Regions from separate parts of the Homo sapiens genome. Here region 1 is linked to region 2. A link is an interaction called in ENCODE POLR2A ChIA-PET data of the cell type or tissue named here. Cell type or tissue: MCF 10A. All regions are shown on one strand. Links, peaks and the distances in the headings refer to the core of each region. The heading gives the core; the rest is flanking DNA. Region 1 overlaps LMTK2 (lemur tyrosine kinase 2). Region 2 overlaps LMTK2 (lemur tyrosine kinase 2).

Evidence for each region. ChIA-PET counts read pairs that join two places held together with the same protein. Peaks named below come from ENCODE experiments on the same cell type or tissue, not always from the same donor. Only the 100,000 strongest peaks of a DNase experiment are listed, where the experiment ranks them.
Region 1: POLR2A ChIA-PET joins it to region 2 with 5 read pairs; 5 of 35 experiments call an interaction of 5 or more read pairs at or near these places.

What each region holds. Positions count from the first base shown.
Region 1 is chr7:98,184,095-98,192,494 of GRCh38, reverse strand. LMTK2 (lemur tyrosine kinase 2) reads right to left here. Exons shown (of 14, transcript NM_014916.4): 8 at 7,360-7,444; 9 at 5,497-5,618; 10 at 1,618-1,767; 11 at 1-881. Among named protein-coding and RNA genes, the nearest start is that of BHLHA15, 23 kb to the left of the region's middle. In MCF 10A, for the core only: no CTCF peak of the experiment used is centred there; no DNase peak of the experiment used is centred there.
Region 2 is chr7:98,115,724-98,124,123 of GRCh38, reverse strand. The region is part of intron 1 of LMTK2 (lemur tyrosine kinase 2); the gene reads right to left. Among named protein-coding and RNA genes, the nearest start is that of LMTK2, 13 kb to the right of the region's middle. In MCF 10A, for the core only: no CTCF peak of the experiment used is centred there; a DNase peak (open chromatin) is centred at 4,683.

The DNA of each region.
Region 1 (8,400 bases), core at 153-8,152, 69 kb before region 2:
TGGGGTTATCCAAACTGGAACTTAAAGTGGCAGGTTTAAAGTCGGCTTGAACTCCGTTTAATTCCATTAAGTCGAATATTTTTTGGTGACTGGGCAAATCTTCCGATTTGTCCACATCATTAAATATATTGTTGAAAGGGCTCTCGGGGCCACTGGTCACGTGTAAGTCCCCTGGTAAGCTAGAGTCTTTGGGGTCTGTACTGCTTTGGAAGAAGTCCTCATCTGTACTGGACTCCTCAAGTTCAACGCTCCTGAGCGCCGTGAGCTGGGACAGTTCAGGGCCAGTCCTTTCTGGATTATCCATGTCGGTTGTGAGCAGCGCTGGTGGGTAATCAAGCTCCAAGTTACTACCACTTTTTTCTTCTAACTGGATATAATAGTCGCTTCCAACAGAAAGGTTGTGGGCATCAAAAACAGGAACCACTCCAGGGACCCTCAGGGGGACATCCTGGCCGCTGTCATCTTGCTTTCCGGGCCCAGGATCTGAAAGCGAACTCTCAAAAACTTCAACCGGATAGAAGATGCTCGTGTAGGACAAGCCTTCGTCCAGGTGGCCCCGGCTGCGCTCGTCAAAGTGGTCGTGCTTAGCGGCCTCCCAGACATACTCGAAGCTCAGGCCCTGGCTGGTTTCGGTCACGGTGAGGACTTCCTCCATTTCACGACCCAGCCGGTCCCTGGCAAAGTGGTCGAGAATTGGGAATGCAGCATTGTTGGAGGAGTCTCTGCTGTTTGTGTTCGGCTTCAGAGCGTTCCACTGCTGTTCAAAGTCGACCTCTGAGTCCCGCTGGCTCTGCAGCCGCAGGTAAGTCAGCAGCCTGTGCACATCTTCAGCCGCGGGTCTCTTTTCTGGTGACAGCCAACAGAACTGTAAGACTTCATACCTGAGCAGCACACGACAAGCAATCAGTGGAACCATCACGAATTTTTTTTTTTTTTTTGGTTCGAGACGGAGTCTTGCTCTGTCACCCAGTCTGGAGTGCAGTGGCATGATCCCGGCTCACTGCAACCTCTGCCTCCTGGGTTCAAGCAATTCTCTTGCCTCAGCCTCCCGAGCAGCTGGGATTACAGGCGCCCGCTGCCGCGCCCAGCTAATTTTTGTATTTTTAGTACAGACGGGGTTTCACCATGTTGGCCAGGCTGGTCTTGAACTCCTCACCTCGTGATCTGCCCACCTCAGCCTCCCAAAGTGCTGGGATTACAGGGATGAGCCATTGTGCCTGGCCGAATCAGTTAAAAATATCAAAAGAGGCCAGGCACCCTGGCTCACACTTGTAATCCTGGGGCAATGGGAGGCTGAAGTGGGAGGATCACTTGAGCCAGGAGTTCAAGAACAGCCTGGGCAACATACTGAGACCCTGTCTCTACATTTTTTTTTAAATAAAAATAAATAAATAAACAATATGAAAAGAATTTACAAGGACCCTAAAGCCAACTCAACACCCGAAACATTTCTACACCTTCATCACTGCCAACCACATTAAGTAGTTCAGCTCATGGTGACATCATGGTGAAAGAGGAAATGAAGAAACATAATATTTGGCCCACGAATTTTTTTGTGTTTTGGGGACACCTCACAGTGAAGACGAAACAGAACAGGCGGAATGTGAGGCTACCAACCATCTATCAGAGTAGGGCTGCTCCAGCTGGGGCTTCGGGAGTTTTGTGTCTCTCTCTCTAATGACTTGGTTGAGGACATCTAAGTTGGAAAGGTTTGAATACGGCTGTGCGGCATTGTCAAAAAGCTCCCAAAGTGTCACACCCAGAGACCTGTTGGAAAAAGAAAATGGCTGTTTCTCTCTCCCTTTAGATGTCAAATTTTTAACACTCATACTTGTTACATAGCCAGTAATTTTAAGGACAAGGTGTGTATTGAAAAGATTATTAATAGGATCTTTGTTGTTGTTGTTGTTGTTTTAAGACAGAGTCTCACTGTCGCCCAGGCTGGAGTGCAATGGTGTGATCTCCACTCACTGCAACCTCTGCCTCCCGGGTTCAAGTGATTCTCCTGCCTCAGCCTCCCAAGTAACTGGGATTACAGGCACAAGCCATCATGCCCTGCCAATTTTTATAATTTTAGTAGAGATAGGGTTTCACCACGTTGGCCAGGCTGCTCTCAAAGTCCTGACCTCAGGTGATCCACCTGCCTTGGCCTTCCAAAGTGCTGAGATTACAGGCGTGAGCCACCACAACCAGCCAAGATTGTTCTTTAATCTGAAACCAATAATCAACAGCACAATAGCAAAAAAAGAGGCATTTCTGTTAAAATGAGGAAGACCATGCCTCCTATTTGCTACTGAATACCACCCTAGAAGTTTTGGCCAATGAAAAAAGTACAAAACAGAGATAATAGGTGTAATTATGTGGATGAGATGACTATCAACTTTTAAGTACTCAATAAATTATTGGAAAGACCATCAGAATGTTCTAAAAATTTGGCAGAATTGCTGGAAACAAGATAAATACCCTGAATTCTGATTTTTTTTTTTTGGTAGAAAAATACACCTATTAACAACATTAGTAAACACCAGAAACCATCTAAAAGGAATCTTTACATGGGCAAGACGATATCCTCTCTGTGAGACCCACAAGTTTGGTTTGAGTTACTCCTCAGTATCGTGGGTTTTGCTGCTATTCTGAAGGGATCCCCCATCACGCTGGCAGCTGTGTGCCAGGAGAGACCCTGAGGGCTGCCTCACCACAGCAGGAACGCCCTTCTCAGTCCCAGCCCAATCCTCTCTCACACTGCGGTGCTCTGTCCCCATGGAAACAGCCTCTGCTGGCTTCCTGGGTCAGAGGAGCTGCCTCTCATTTCCTCCACGAGGTCTCTGCATTTCCTCCCCACCACGCACTGCCTCCATCCCGCATTTGTGTCTATTTACTGCAATGTTCCCGAACGTGACTCTCATCTGTGTCCTCTGGGAAGCCGTGAACACACACACTGCTAGGTCAGATCCACCCCTAAAGGATGCTTAGTTGGTAGATCCAGGTGTGGCCTAGAAAACTCACGTTTTAAAAAGTTCCCCAGTGATTCTGATGTCCAGCTAACCCTCCACGACACGCCCCAAACAACAAAGAAGCAACTACATTTTGACAAAAATCACTAAAGGAGAGCACCAGAGCCCATCAAAGGAGTAACAGGTACTCAGGAGATTCAGGACAGCCACAGCGAGAGCGGAAGGAAACGCCTGGCCTCCACCACCCCATCCCTGGCAGGCGCAGCCAGGAACCAGGAGCAACTTTCTCTTCCAGGTAAGGGCAAGTAAGAGGATCTCACTGTGGACCCCTACATCCTCACACTGCTCACCGTGGACACTACAGTCCTCACACTGGGGTCGCCTGGGGTCCTCACAGGCAGTAAGCCCAGCTGAAGAATTCAATAAATGAAATAAAAAGAAATACAGAACTTCAACAACAGACTCAAGCAGAAGAACCTCTCAACTTGAAGAAAGGTTGTTTGAAATCACCCAGTCAGAGGGAAAAAGACAGAAGAATGAAAAGGAGTGAAGGGAGGCTTCAGGGCTTATGGGAGACTACAGTGCAAACAAATACACACATTATGGGAGTTACAGAAATAAAAGAGCTAGGAGAAGGCAGAGAAAGGCTATTTAAGGAAAGAACAGCTTAAAAACTTCCCAAGTCTTGGGAGAGATACAGACATCCAGATCCAGGAAGCTCAAAGGTCCTTAAAATACAATCAACCCCAAAAGGTCATTTCAGAGGCACATTATAGTCAAATTGTCAAAAGCCAAAGACAAAGATAAAAATTCTAAAAACAGCCAGAGAAAAGCATTAAGTCACATAGGAGGGAAGCAGAGAATAGGATGGTATACTCAAAGTACTGAAATTGGCAGCCAAGAACACTATGCCCTGCAAAGATATCCTTCGGAAATGAAGGAGGGTTGGGCGCGATGGCTCATGACTATAATCCCAGCACTCTAGGAGACTAAGGCATGAGGATTGCTTGGGGCCAGGAGTTCAAGACCAGCCTGGGCAACACAGCATGACCTCGTCTCTACTAAAAAAATATATATAATAATAACTTTTTTTAAAAAATGGAGAAATAAAGTCTTTCCCAGATAAGCAAAAACTGAAGGAATTCATCATTATGAGACATGCCTTAAGAGAAATGGTCCAGGAGTCCTGTATCTGGAAGCTAAAGGAGGATAACCATCAACATGAAAAAACACAGAAGTATCAGACTCACGATACACTAGGTAGAGCAGATACACAAGGGGGAAAGAAAAAGGAAGAAAACCTCATCACTCGTGGAAGATAAAAAGGTTGATCTCATAGAAGTAGAGAGTAGAAGAGTGATTACTTGAGGCAGGGAAGGGGAGGGAGAGGAGGAATAGTGAGAAGCTGACTAACGAATACAAAATTTCGGCTGGGAAGGAGGAATAAGATCTAGTGTTCTAAAGCACTGAAGGGTGACTATAATTAACAACAAATTTTTGTATATTTTCAAACAGCTCTAAGAGCGGCTTTTGAATGTTCCCAAAAACAAAAAGAAAAAATGATACATGTCTGGAGTGAAGGGGATACTAGTTACCCTGATTTGATCATCACACACTGTATATAGGTATCAAAATATTACACTGGGCCAGGTGCGGTGGCTCACGCCTGTAATCCCAGTACTTTGGGAGGACGAGGCAGGCGGATCACTTGAGTTCAGGAGTTCGAGACCAGCCATGGCAAAACTCCATCTCTACTAAAAGTACAAAAATGGTGTGGTAGTACATATTGGTAATCCCAATTACTCGGGAGGCTGAGGCACAAGAATTACTTGAACCAGGGAGGTGGACACTGCAGTGAGCCGTGAGCCGAGACTACACCACTGTACTCCAGCCTGGGCGACAGTGAGACTCTATCTCAAAACAACAACAACAACAACAACAACAAAAACATATATATATATCACTGTACCCCATAAATATGTCCAATTATATGCATCAATGAAAAAAATAATAAAAGCAAAAAAATTGTTTTAAAGAAATCAATCCAAAAGAAAGCAAGGAGAGAAAAAAAAAAGCAGGACAACAGCACATAAAACATAGCTATAAATTAAGAAGGCTGTGACAGAAATTGTTAGTCAAAGTTTTAGGTGCATCTTTTTAGCTCCCATTAAACTGACTCCTATAAATCATAGTATAAACATGATAGTCCACACCCCTTTCAGTTTCTTCTTTCACTTCAATAAATACATATTAAATATCTATTACATGTCAGGCCCTGTGGGAGGCACAGAATATGAAACAGACTTGGTTCCTGCTTTTCTAAAGGAAAATGGGTAGCAGGGGCAGTATTCAAAACGTTAACTCCATCACCACAATTGTGATAATTACTATTTGTGTCTTTTAAACTGTCTTTTTCACACCATCAGATACTCTTTTGTTCCTACATCTTATACAACTACTTTCCTTTAAGGAAGTACTCAAAGAGGAAGAAGTTAGGACTTTGCCAAAGAAATGACTAATAAAACGGTAAGCCAATACGTACCAGATATTACTATACTTAGTCTGATCTGCAGTTAGCAGTCTGTCTTGAAAGCTGGTTACTAATTCTGGAGCAGTCCATCGCAGAGGGAAAACTTTTTTATCATCTGTTTCAATATAATCCTCCTGTTTTGTTAGAAAGCACACAGAATTTTGAATAGAATTATACTTTTGGTGAGTTCAAGAATTTAAATCCATGGTATTCTCAGAAAACATATACCCAATCCAAAAACCAGGTCAGAAAAAAAAGCAGGCATGAAGAGTGACTTTCTGGGCAGAAAGTGGGTAAGGAGTTTTGCTGAAGCCTCCTGGGCTTCATGACCTCATCTGCGAGCCATGAACGCTTGCTAAGTCATCCTTCTTGGATAAGAAAGTACGCTGTGTCTGATGCATATAACATAGACTCTGAGCAAAACACTAAAACAATATATACTGGGACTTATGCGCTGAACAGTGAAGCCAGTTAGGGAGCAAGACTGTAGGCTTTAGACTCTGACAGACCGGGGTTTGAAGTCCTCATTCTACCATTTACCAGCTATGTGATTCTACGCAAGCAACAACTTTGTGAAGTTTTTTCCTGATCTGTGAAGTGAGGAGAACACAAACCTCCCCTCTGCGGTGAGGATTAAATGAGATGATGCAGGCCGGGCTCGGTGGCTCACGCCTGCAATCCCAGCACTTTGGAAGGCTGAGGTGGGCGGATCACAAAGTCAGGAGTTCGAGACCAGCCTGGCCAACAGGGTGAAACCCGTCTCCACTAAAAATACAAAAATTAGCTGGGCGTGGTGGAGGGACCCTGTAGTCCCAGTTACTCGGAAGGCTAAGGCAGGAGAATCGCTTGAACCCGGGAGGCGGAGGTTGCAGTGAGCCGAGATCGCGCCACTGCACTCCAGCCAGGGTGACAGCGAGACCCCATCTCAAAAAAAGAAAAAAAAAAAAAAGAGATGATGCAGGATACAGGCAGGTGCTAAGTGCCTGACATCTAGCAAGTGCTCGAGACACTAGAGCTACTATGTAGACAAATAACCAATTTCTATTTGCATAATATTTTTTGAAAATATTACCCGTTTGGTCCTCACAAGAACTCCGAAAAACAGAACAGATCTTATCCGTATGTTGCTGCTCAGAAAGCGGAGGTCAAGGCTGGGTGGGGTGACTCACACCTGTAATCCTAGTACTCTGGGAGGCCAAGGCAGGCAAGTTGCTTGAACCCAGGAGTTTAAGAACAGCCTGGGCAATATAGCAAGACTCCGTTTAAAAAAAAAAAAAAGAAAGGAAAAGAAAATGGAGGTCAAGTGGCTTATCCGAGGTCTCCTGACAGCCCGGAGCTGGGACAGTCCCATTCTCTGCCCCAGAACGCTCTACCTCATTCACTGGGGCTACACAGACACACACAAATGGAAACTTCATTGACTTCTTCACTTATTTCCTTTAGAATATATTCATGACAGAGTTAAAAAAACCTAGATCCCCAGGTTACTGAACATGAGCTGAAATTTTACTGACCACGTAATGGAGAAACATTTATATGATATGTATATTTTATCATAACAGGTAATAATAACTACTGTTGCTCATGTGTTCACTCTAAAATTTATTATGCACCATCAGACTACATCATTTACAGTGTTTATAAATATTTTTAAACGAAACTTTTGGAAAGCTGTTGCAAAACCTCGGATGCAAAGCCGCAGACTTACACAAGCCACACGCCAGAAGCCTAGACCACATTAAAATGACTGCTGCAAATCCCTCTCCAGAAAGCCTAGCGACTAAGATTCTTATACAAACAGTGGGGCATTTGGTGACATTACAACTTCACAATTCAAATTAAATCAGACTGAAAACATTTAAACCTCTGGCTTACCTTGTACCTGCTGAATCCTATTCCGTAATCTCCCACTTTCACATTTAAGTCGGAGGTGAGAAAACAATTCCGCAGGGCTAAATCACTGAAAACAGAGGGAAGTGAACATGGCAAGAAGAATCAACAACCAGGATCATGCTGTATGGAAATGCCACAGAAATGGGCTTTCTCTCGGGATCCGAGTAAGTATATTGAGCTCTCTGCTTAAGAATTAACCTCTCAAAATTCTTTTTCATAGTAGAAGTATTACATATGTCATCAATCACTTAAATAATAAAGATGATCACACTTTTAGGCAAGTAACTAGCTCAGGTTAAATACTGACCATATCTGTACCACGTTCTACATTAAAACCGGATGTATGGCTTGTTTCCTTGTATTTTCTTTTCTTTTCTTTTTTTTTCTCATTCAATTTAGAAGTTTATTTTGCCAAGGTTAAGGACGTGCCTGTGACACAGCCTCAGGAGGTCCTGACGACATGTGTCCAAGGTGGTCAGGCTACAGTTCAATTTTATACATTTTAGGAAGACATAAGACATCAATCAACACATGTAAGATGTACAATGGCTCAGTCAAAAAAGGCAGAACAACTCAAACACTCTAAGTGGAGGCTTTCAGCTCATAGGTATGTTAGAGTAGGTAGTTAGGCAGATATGGACAGGGCAGGAGAGCACCCCCACACACATACCCCCAACCCGTTGCCCCCAGGACTGTCAGGCGACAATAAAGTGATGGTCAGGTGGTTGTTAAACTGTCTCTCTAAAATGATAAGTGGTCACAGCCAGCACCAGGAAAAGACAGTCTCCTAACAGACAGAAAACACTCGGAACTGGTGTTATCCTCTTCTCAAAGACCTCAAACAGGCACACTAAGAGGCAAAATGGCCTCTTATACGACCTCCCACTGGGAACGCTCGACAGGTTAAGGAAAAAACTCCTCAAGTGAACACGTGCACAACTTCAGCAAACCCCAGAACCATAACAATGTACAAAACCCCAAGTCAAGGGTTGAACAGGGCACTTGGATCTTGCAAGTCACCCG
Region 2 (8,400 bases), core at 286-8,285:
AGTATCACCTGACATTTGAAAAACCTCTTAGGTAAAAGACAGTGCCCAACCCAAACAGATATAAAGGAACCTGAGGGAAACAGACAATGCAGGGGCTAAAAAATAATAAAAAACAACAACTATATTCTCAGAAATAACAAGAGACAGTATACTCATGAGAGGAAAGAGGCTATTTAAAAAGTGGGAGAGGAGGCCTCCTGGAAATCAAATGAAATTGAAAAAAATACTTGCACATAGCAGTAGAACACAGACAAAAAGATCAACAGAAGTAAAGTAGAAGCTCATTCCAAAACATCCAACAATCTGCTGATAGAAGCTTTAGATGGAAAGAACAAAGAGAAGGAAGAGAATTCTTCCCAAAAAGTGTGTGCATATATACACATACATGTGTATGTCTGTGTGTGTGTGTGTGTGTGTGTATATATGAAAATTGGCCAGAACTAAAGCACACAACTTTCAAGGTTCAAAGGGCCCATTGTGCATCCATGTTGATGAATGAAATGGATGAAACGAGACTCATACCAAGGCACAGCTTTACAACTGTTCAGATCTAGACACATAGGAAGTCTTAAAAGCTTCAGACCTCTCAAGAGGCTGGACAGCGGCCACAGAGACACCACTGCAAGACTGGCATAGGACACAAGGGTTCCAGGACACAACAGCCAAACACACGGAGAGGAGATTTAAGCTGCTGACAAGGCACCTGGGACGGATTAATGATGTGTTCATAAAAAACTAACCAAAGAACTGTAATCATCACAAACACTATAGGGTCAGTTGTAAACAATGTCTGTAGCCATAAAAATGTAAATAATGAATGCTGATTTAATGGAAAAGTTTAAGTGACTGTGTTGAGAAAAAGGGTGAATGCACGTATGTGTGTGAATATATAAATCCTTGTCATGCATAGTAGAAACTCAGTATCTGATTAAAGCAACAAACAGTGCTACAAGCACATTAGCCCACAATGTGGCTAAAAGAGCTGCAGGGCGTTGCCACTGGGAGCCAGCAGCAGGGATGGGGAGGAACGGGACAGGACAGGGATTCACTATTTTTATGATAAACCCTGAAAAACTATTTAATTTTTTAAAACTATTTACATGCATCATTTGCAAATATAATTTACAAAATAGATCAAGGGGGAAGGAAAAAAAAAAGAGAACCAAGGAGATAAGAAACAACATTTAAGGGAGGGGACAAAGAAACAGAGCTGATAGGAAACAGGAAAAAGGATGTTTCGGAGGCAACAGGGAGGCATACTACCATGGAAGGCAGAGGAGAAAAGCATGTTTAAAAGTGTTATGCAGGCCAGGCACAGTGGCTCAGCCTGTAAGCCCAGCACTTTGGGAAGGGACACCCCAGCCTAGGGGACAGAGTGAGATCCAGTTATATATATACACACACACACACACACACACACACACACACACACACACACACACACACCATGTAGAGTTATTCACTGAACTGTTATTTATTATATAAGCTGACAGCAAGGGTCCAGGAGCAGGAGACAAAGAGGACATAAGTGAGGGATGCTGCAGCTGCCAGGAAAGGGTGGGATGAGAGGCATGGGTCACAATGCCTTGTTTTAAAGAGCTGAGAGAAAGAAGAGGAGAAAAATGACATTTGTTGACTGTTCCACACGCTTTTTAAAATACCTGTCCGTGACTCTTGAAAGGATATACAAAATATCCGCCAATGAGCATTATTCTTGGGACCTACAGCAGTTGCGGATTCCTAAAACCATCCAGGGTTGGAGGAGGGTGAGAACTGGGAAACTGCCTATGGGGTACTATGCTGATTGCCTGGGTGACAAAATTATCTATACACCAAATCCCCACGACATGCAATTTACCCACGTGACAAACCTGCACATGCACCCCCCGAAACAAAAACGAAAGTTGGAAAGGAAAAAAAAAGGAGTCCAGACCTCCACAAAAGCATATAAATCAATGGTGGTGTTTAAAGTATCTTTCATGTTTACAAATGAATGCTTACAAGTTTATGATTACACTTCTTAAAAGTCAGAAACATTTTTATTACCTTTAATTAAATGGTATAATGTCATCTCATAGGTAGAAACTAAATAGTTGTTTTTACAATTTTTTTTTTAACCCGAGACACGGTCTCGACAGTCCGGCTCTGTCGCCCAGGCTGGAGTGCAGAGGTGCGAACACAGCCTAGACCTCTCAGGCTCAAGTGATCCTCCCACCTCAGCCTCTTGAGTAGCTGTAACCACAGGTGCACACCACCACACCCAGCTAATTTTTTTAAAAAATTTTTGTAGCGTCGAGGTCTTGCCATGTTGCCCAGGCTGGTCTCGAACTCCTGGCCTCAAGCGATCCAGCCGCCTCAGCCTCCCAAAGTGCTGGGATTACAGCCCTGAGCCACCATGCCCGGCACAAATTTAAAAACAATATGAATGTGATTTTTTTCAGCCTAATTATGGAAGCTAGCACTTTGGTTTCCTAATTTTCTTTTTTTTTTTTGAGATGGAGTCTGGCTCTGTGCCAGGCTGGAATGCAGTGGCGCAATCTCGGCTCACTGCAACCTCCACCCTCCTGGGTTCAAGCGATTCCTCTGCCTCAGCCTCCCGAGTTGCTGGGACTAAAGGTGCACACCACCATGCCAGGCTAATTTTTTTTTTTTGTATTTTAGTAGAAACAAGGTTTCACCATGTTGGCCAGGATGGTCTTGATCTCCTAACCTCATGATCCACCTGCCTTGGCCTCCCAAAGTGCTGGGATTACAGGAGTGAGCCACCACGCCAGGCTTGGTTTCCTAATTTTCAATATGGCATTTTCTTTAGTACTTCAAGAGGCAATCTTATGATTCGTAGTTTAACATTTCACCCCAGTACTTTCAGAGAATATACAGAAATCAATATCCAGAGAAGTGGCTGGAGTTGGGTCTCCGTGTGTGCATGCGCATCGCACTACAGAGGTTCTTTAAAGCACAATGCGGTTCACCAGGGTGAACGGGTGGCCTGGACCTTAGGACCCTCACTCTTGAATCGGACCTGCCCCTAACTGGCGGTGTGAGACTGACTGCATCTGTAAAACTGGCATTTCAACTCTAAAATTCTACAGACTAGGATTTACGGTCCCAACATTTTCTAAGTCTACCGGGTGCCTATACGGTTAATGTTGGTGATCAGCTCTTTATTAAAGTGAATTTTCTTTTCAATACAGAAAACTAAGTTAGATGACAGATTCCCGAATTGTACTGCTGTGGCAGGCCTCTGGGAGAGTGTTCCCAGGGGGCTATTTTGGTAAGTTGGTTATTTTTCAGTGCCTTACCAGCAATCAGTGTCAGGGTGTTGCATTTTAATAACAGTCTGAGGTAAGAGTCAAGTGGGGCTCTGCTCAGTAACTGACAGGCTGGATCCGGGGAAGCAACCGCTGCTGCCTAGATAGGGAACCCTTCTACAGGGGCAAATTGCCAGGAAAGAATGGGGACAGGATATTTTTTCCTCTTGAAAGGGGCACAAGTTTAATTTATTGAGGGTTCTGAGAAGAATCTGCGATGAGAAAAATACTTTAAACTTAAATTTAGTGGCTAATCTGAGAGGCCACCAATAGATCACAACACTTTAGTTTTGCAGTAAAAAGCTGCAACTACAAAATTTTATAATTACTAGTTGGTTAAAACAGATATTTTAAATGTGCAAAATGATTGCAAACTTCTCCTCCTTTATCTTCTAAGTCCAAGATGTCTTGGGGATTTACTTCCTATAATTAAAGGTTGCAATTATACCATGTCAAACTCAAGTCCCTTCCTCAGTCTAGCAAAAACAGGGAAAACAAAGTTTGGGGATGGACTGAGAATATGAGCCTGAAGGGGGAAAAAAAAATAAGCCTTTTAAAATTATAGTGGTTTCACTTTTAAATAAGAGCAGCTCCTCTCTCAAAAACCGCTATCATAGATGTAACTAAATTCTTTTCTCCCACCCAAGGCATACATGTTGTCAAAAAATAGTCTGTACTAATACAAGAGCCTATGGTGTTCTTCATCAAACCCGACTGATGATTATACAATCATTATAATGTAGCAGCTTCAGAGACAGTTTACTTTTTTTAGCTCATCATAAGAAAATTTTGTACAGATCAATCATCCACAGCAAATATATCAAAATATAACAACAAACAGCTTTTAAAAAAAAGTACCTATCAAAAAATATGAAATAGGCTACAAATCCTAGGCTACACCTAAATGAGTTAGCTTAGAAAAATAAACTTTTTAAAAGCAAGATGCTAACAACATATTATCCTAGCAAAACAAAACACCCTGCAAGTTACCGTATAGATTACGAATCAGGGGTTCTCACGTTACAGCACACCCATTTATCACCAAGGGAATTAAGAATGTCACGGTTTTATACCTGCTCTCAAAATTTCCCTACGAGTCACCTGCCACCCTGACTCTAGCTGCAGTGAGCTGAGGCCTGGTGGTCCAGGACTGGCACCAAGATTCTCAGCTCACGGTACCAGCATCTGATTGTCGGACTACCTGCTGTTTTCCCTGATATTTATACATGATATTCGTAAAATGTAAAGAAGCTATTATTCATACAGACATCTAGAGAAGGAGTGAAGTTTTTAAAAAAATAAAAAAATACTTATTTCAAGCTTTAGCTGTGTTCTGCCCCGGAGTGCTTGAATTCCTTTGTGGTGATGGCATATGTACTCACAGGGAGATATTTACACGTGGTGCTCAGGATGAGTGAGCTCTTCAGATTTCAGGTGTTGGCATTCATTTTAAAATCTCAAGTTTTTAATCAAATGGAATGTTTTCCTCCTTTCCTTGATTCTCACTAGTTACACAAGTCAACAGATTTCCAGTAAATAACTGGTATTATTTTGTACGTAGTAGAAGATGAAATATGTGTGTTGTGGCAGTGAGGGGATGAGGGGAGAAATAACCAGAAAACTATTATAAATGCAGGATTCCAGCCCAGCCTTCAGCATTTTGATTCAGCTGGTTAGTTTGGGACCCAGAAATCTGCATTTCTTTTTTTTTTTTTTTTTTTGAGATGGATTCTCACTCTGTCACCCAGGCGGGAGTGCAGTGGCACTATCTTGGTTCACTGCAACCTCCGCCTCCCAGGTTCAAGCGATTATCTTGCCTCAGCCTCCTGAGTAGCTGGGACTACAGGCACCCGCCACCACACCTGGCTAATTTTTTGTATTTTTAGTAGAGACGCGGTTTCACCATGTTAGCCAGGACGGTCTCGATCTCCTGACCTCATGATCTGCCTGCCTCGGTTTCCCAAAGTGTTGGGATTACAGGCATGAGCCACTGCGCCCGGCCAAAATCTGCATTTCTACAAATACCTAGGTGATCTGCACGCAAGCCATCCTGTTTTATAAAAACACACTTACTTCTTCCTGAAGCATTTTCAGCTGCACTGATCCGTCACTGAGATTTACATCAATACAACAAAGGCTAGGGCAGAGGGAAGGGTAAAGGTGAAACAAGATGAATCATGAATGAAAATACTGTGGATGCTGGGTGACGGGAACACGAGGGTCCACTATACCACTTCACTCTATTTTTCTGTATGTTTGAAATTTTCTATAATAAAAAGAAAAAAAAAGCAAAGCAAAGCTCAGTAAACAGATCAAAGCAAGTCTACAGCCCCATGCTCTTCAAGAGACTCGCCAGTAGAAATTTCATCTGAACTTTTACCAATTCAAGGAGTTGCCTATAAACCTTTTCAGCAATTCCAACACTGAAAGACCCCCCAAAATAATCCTCTCTAACTAAATTCTTAAGCCAAAGAGGTTTCGTTCATATTCTCAGAGATTAAGCTGCTCTTGGAGGAGGTAAATCGAATCTATTTTTCATATATTTATTACTCTAAAAAGAAAAATAAGATTCTGCCAATATCATTATAATGCAGTTAGTACCACAAACATGGTATTTAGAATGTTTATGGTGGTATTTAATAGTTTAAGTGACAGGGAGAAAACATGGACAGAGTCCTTCCAGCTCATCTGTCTCTAAGAGGTCCCAAAGTTGCTCTCTCCTCCCCTCCCCACAACCCCAAAGATTAGGTACAGGAAGCAGAGGATCAAAAATCTATTAAAAATGCCCAGAAGCAATGAGCAAACCCAGCACCCAGATCTTGTTTTTTTTGTTTGTTTGGTTTTTTTTGAGACAATCTCACTCTGTCACCCAGGCTGGAGTGCAGTGGTCCGATCTCGGCTCATTGCAACTTCCATCTCCTGGGTTCAAGTGATTCTCCTGCCTCAACCTCCCGAGTAGCTGGGATTACAGGCGCACACCACCACACCTGGCTAATTTTTGTATTGTTAGTAGAGACGAGGTTTTACCACGTTGGTCAGGCTAGTCTTGAACTCCTGACCTCAAGTGATCCGCCCACCTCGGCCTCCCAAAGTGCTGGGATTACAGGCATGAGCCACTGCGCCTGGCCCAGATCTTGGTTTCTCATATCACTCTCCAATCAGAGGAACCAGAGCTCCTTGAAGAAAAGGCTGATTCTAGGACTGGGGCAGGGAATATACAAGATGAACCTGTAGCTTCTTGAAATGCCAGAAAATAAGGAAATGCTTAAAAAAAAAATGAGGATATGTCAGCGGGGCACCCAGGAGCTAACTGAAAGAGCTCTCGATGGCCAAAGCTGGTACAATGTAAGAACAAATAAACAACACTGTGGAATCAACTCGAAGTATAAAATAAATATCCATGCATCCACACTGACATAAGTAAATGCTTGAATAAAGAAATAAACAGAGGATCGCATGGGCCCGGGAGTTCAAGGCTGCAGTGAGTCATGACTGTGCTACTGCACTCCAGTTTGGACTACAGAGCAAGACCTGTCAAGGAAAGGGAAGGGGAAGAGGAAGAAAAAAAGAAAAGAAGAGAATACGCGAGTCTCTTCAACAGAACTCCAAAGAATGTCTACAGACACTTCCTTGCAAAGAGGTGGAGCACAGCTTGCCACTCATTAAGTGTTGACCCTGCACTCGTACACCATGGGGAGGGGAGGACAGAGTAACTTTACAGGGTGAAAGCTGACAAACACTACTCAGCCAGGTGATCAAGTGACAAGTCATGCTGTGTGATGTTGTGTGCACACACCCTTGATGTGATGTGATGAGAATGGCACTTTAACTCTGTGGTCTTCCTCCCAGAAACCCACACCCCCAGTCTAATCGTGAGAAAAACATCAGACAAATCCCAGTTGAGGGACATTCTACAAAATATCTGACCAGTCAGTACTCCTCAAAGCTGTCCAGGTCACTCTAAACAAGGAATGGACTGGGGGAGCCCAAGGGGCATAACTACTAAATGTAATGTGGTTTCCTGGAAGAGAAAAAAAGACACTAGAGAAATATTAAAGAAACTGAACAAGCTGTGGACTTATTTAATAGCAATATATTAATACTTGTTCCTTAGTTGTGACAAATGTACTACATTAATATAGGATGTTAACAACAGGGACTGGGTAAAAGATACACAGGAACACTCTGTACTATCTTTGCAATGTTTCTGTAAATCTAAAATTGTTGTGAAAGAAAAAGGTTTTAATAAAAAAAAAACTATAAATGGCCTCATCCCAGGTGAAGGTCTGTGGCTGCATGGGAAGTCAAGTCCGCAAGAGAATGAGAGGCTTCAGCTCATACCCTCTCCTTCACACACACACACGCGGACACAAACACACACACACACGCACAAACACACGCACATGCACACACACACACACAGACACACACTGAGGTACTGGTTTGGAGAACTTAGTTCTCTAGTATCATCTTCATCATCCTCAGTTACAAATGCTGACAGAGCATCTACAACCTGTGACATACCATCCAAACACCAATCCCAAAAATGTGCTATCCCAAGGATATAAGACACGGTCCTTGCAAACTAGGTAAAGAGACAGGACTTAAACAATGATGTAGGCCGGACACTGTGGCTCACACCTATAATCCCAACACCGTGGGAGGCCGAAGCCAGAGGACTGCTTGAGGCCAGGAGTTTGAGACCAGCCTGGGCAACATGGCAACTTTACTTTTGTAGACCATCTCTACAAAAAGTAAAAATTGGCCAAGCATGGTTACATGCGCCTATAGTCCCAGCTACTCAGGAGCTGACATGGGAGGACTGCTTGAGCCTAGGAGTTCAGGGATGCAGTAAACCATGACAGTTCACTGCACTCCAGCCTGGGCAACAGAGCAAGACTTTGTCTCTTAAACAAACAAACAAAAAACCAATGATATGAAGATATAAAGTGGTATTTGGTATTTATTAAGTGCAAGTAGTAGACTGGTATGATGAAACCAAACCTTTCTTTTTTTGCTTTTTTTGAGATGGAGTCTTGCTCTGTCACTAGGCCTGGGCACAGTGGTGCGATCTCAGCTCACTGCAACC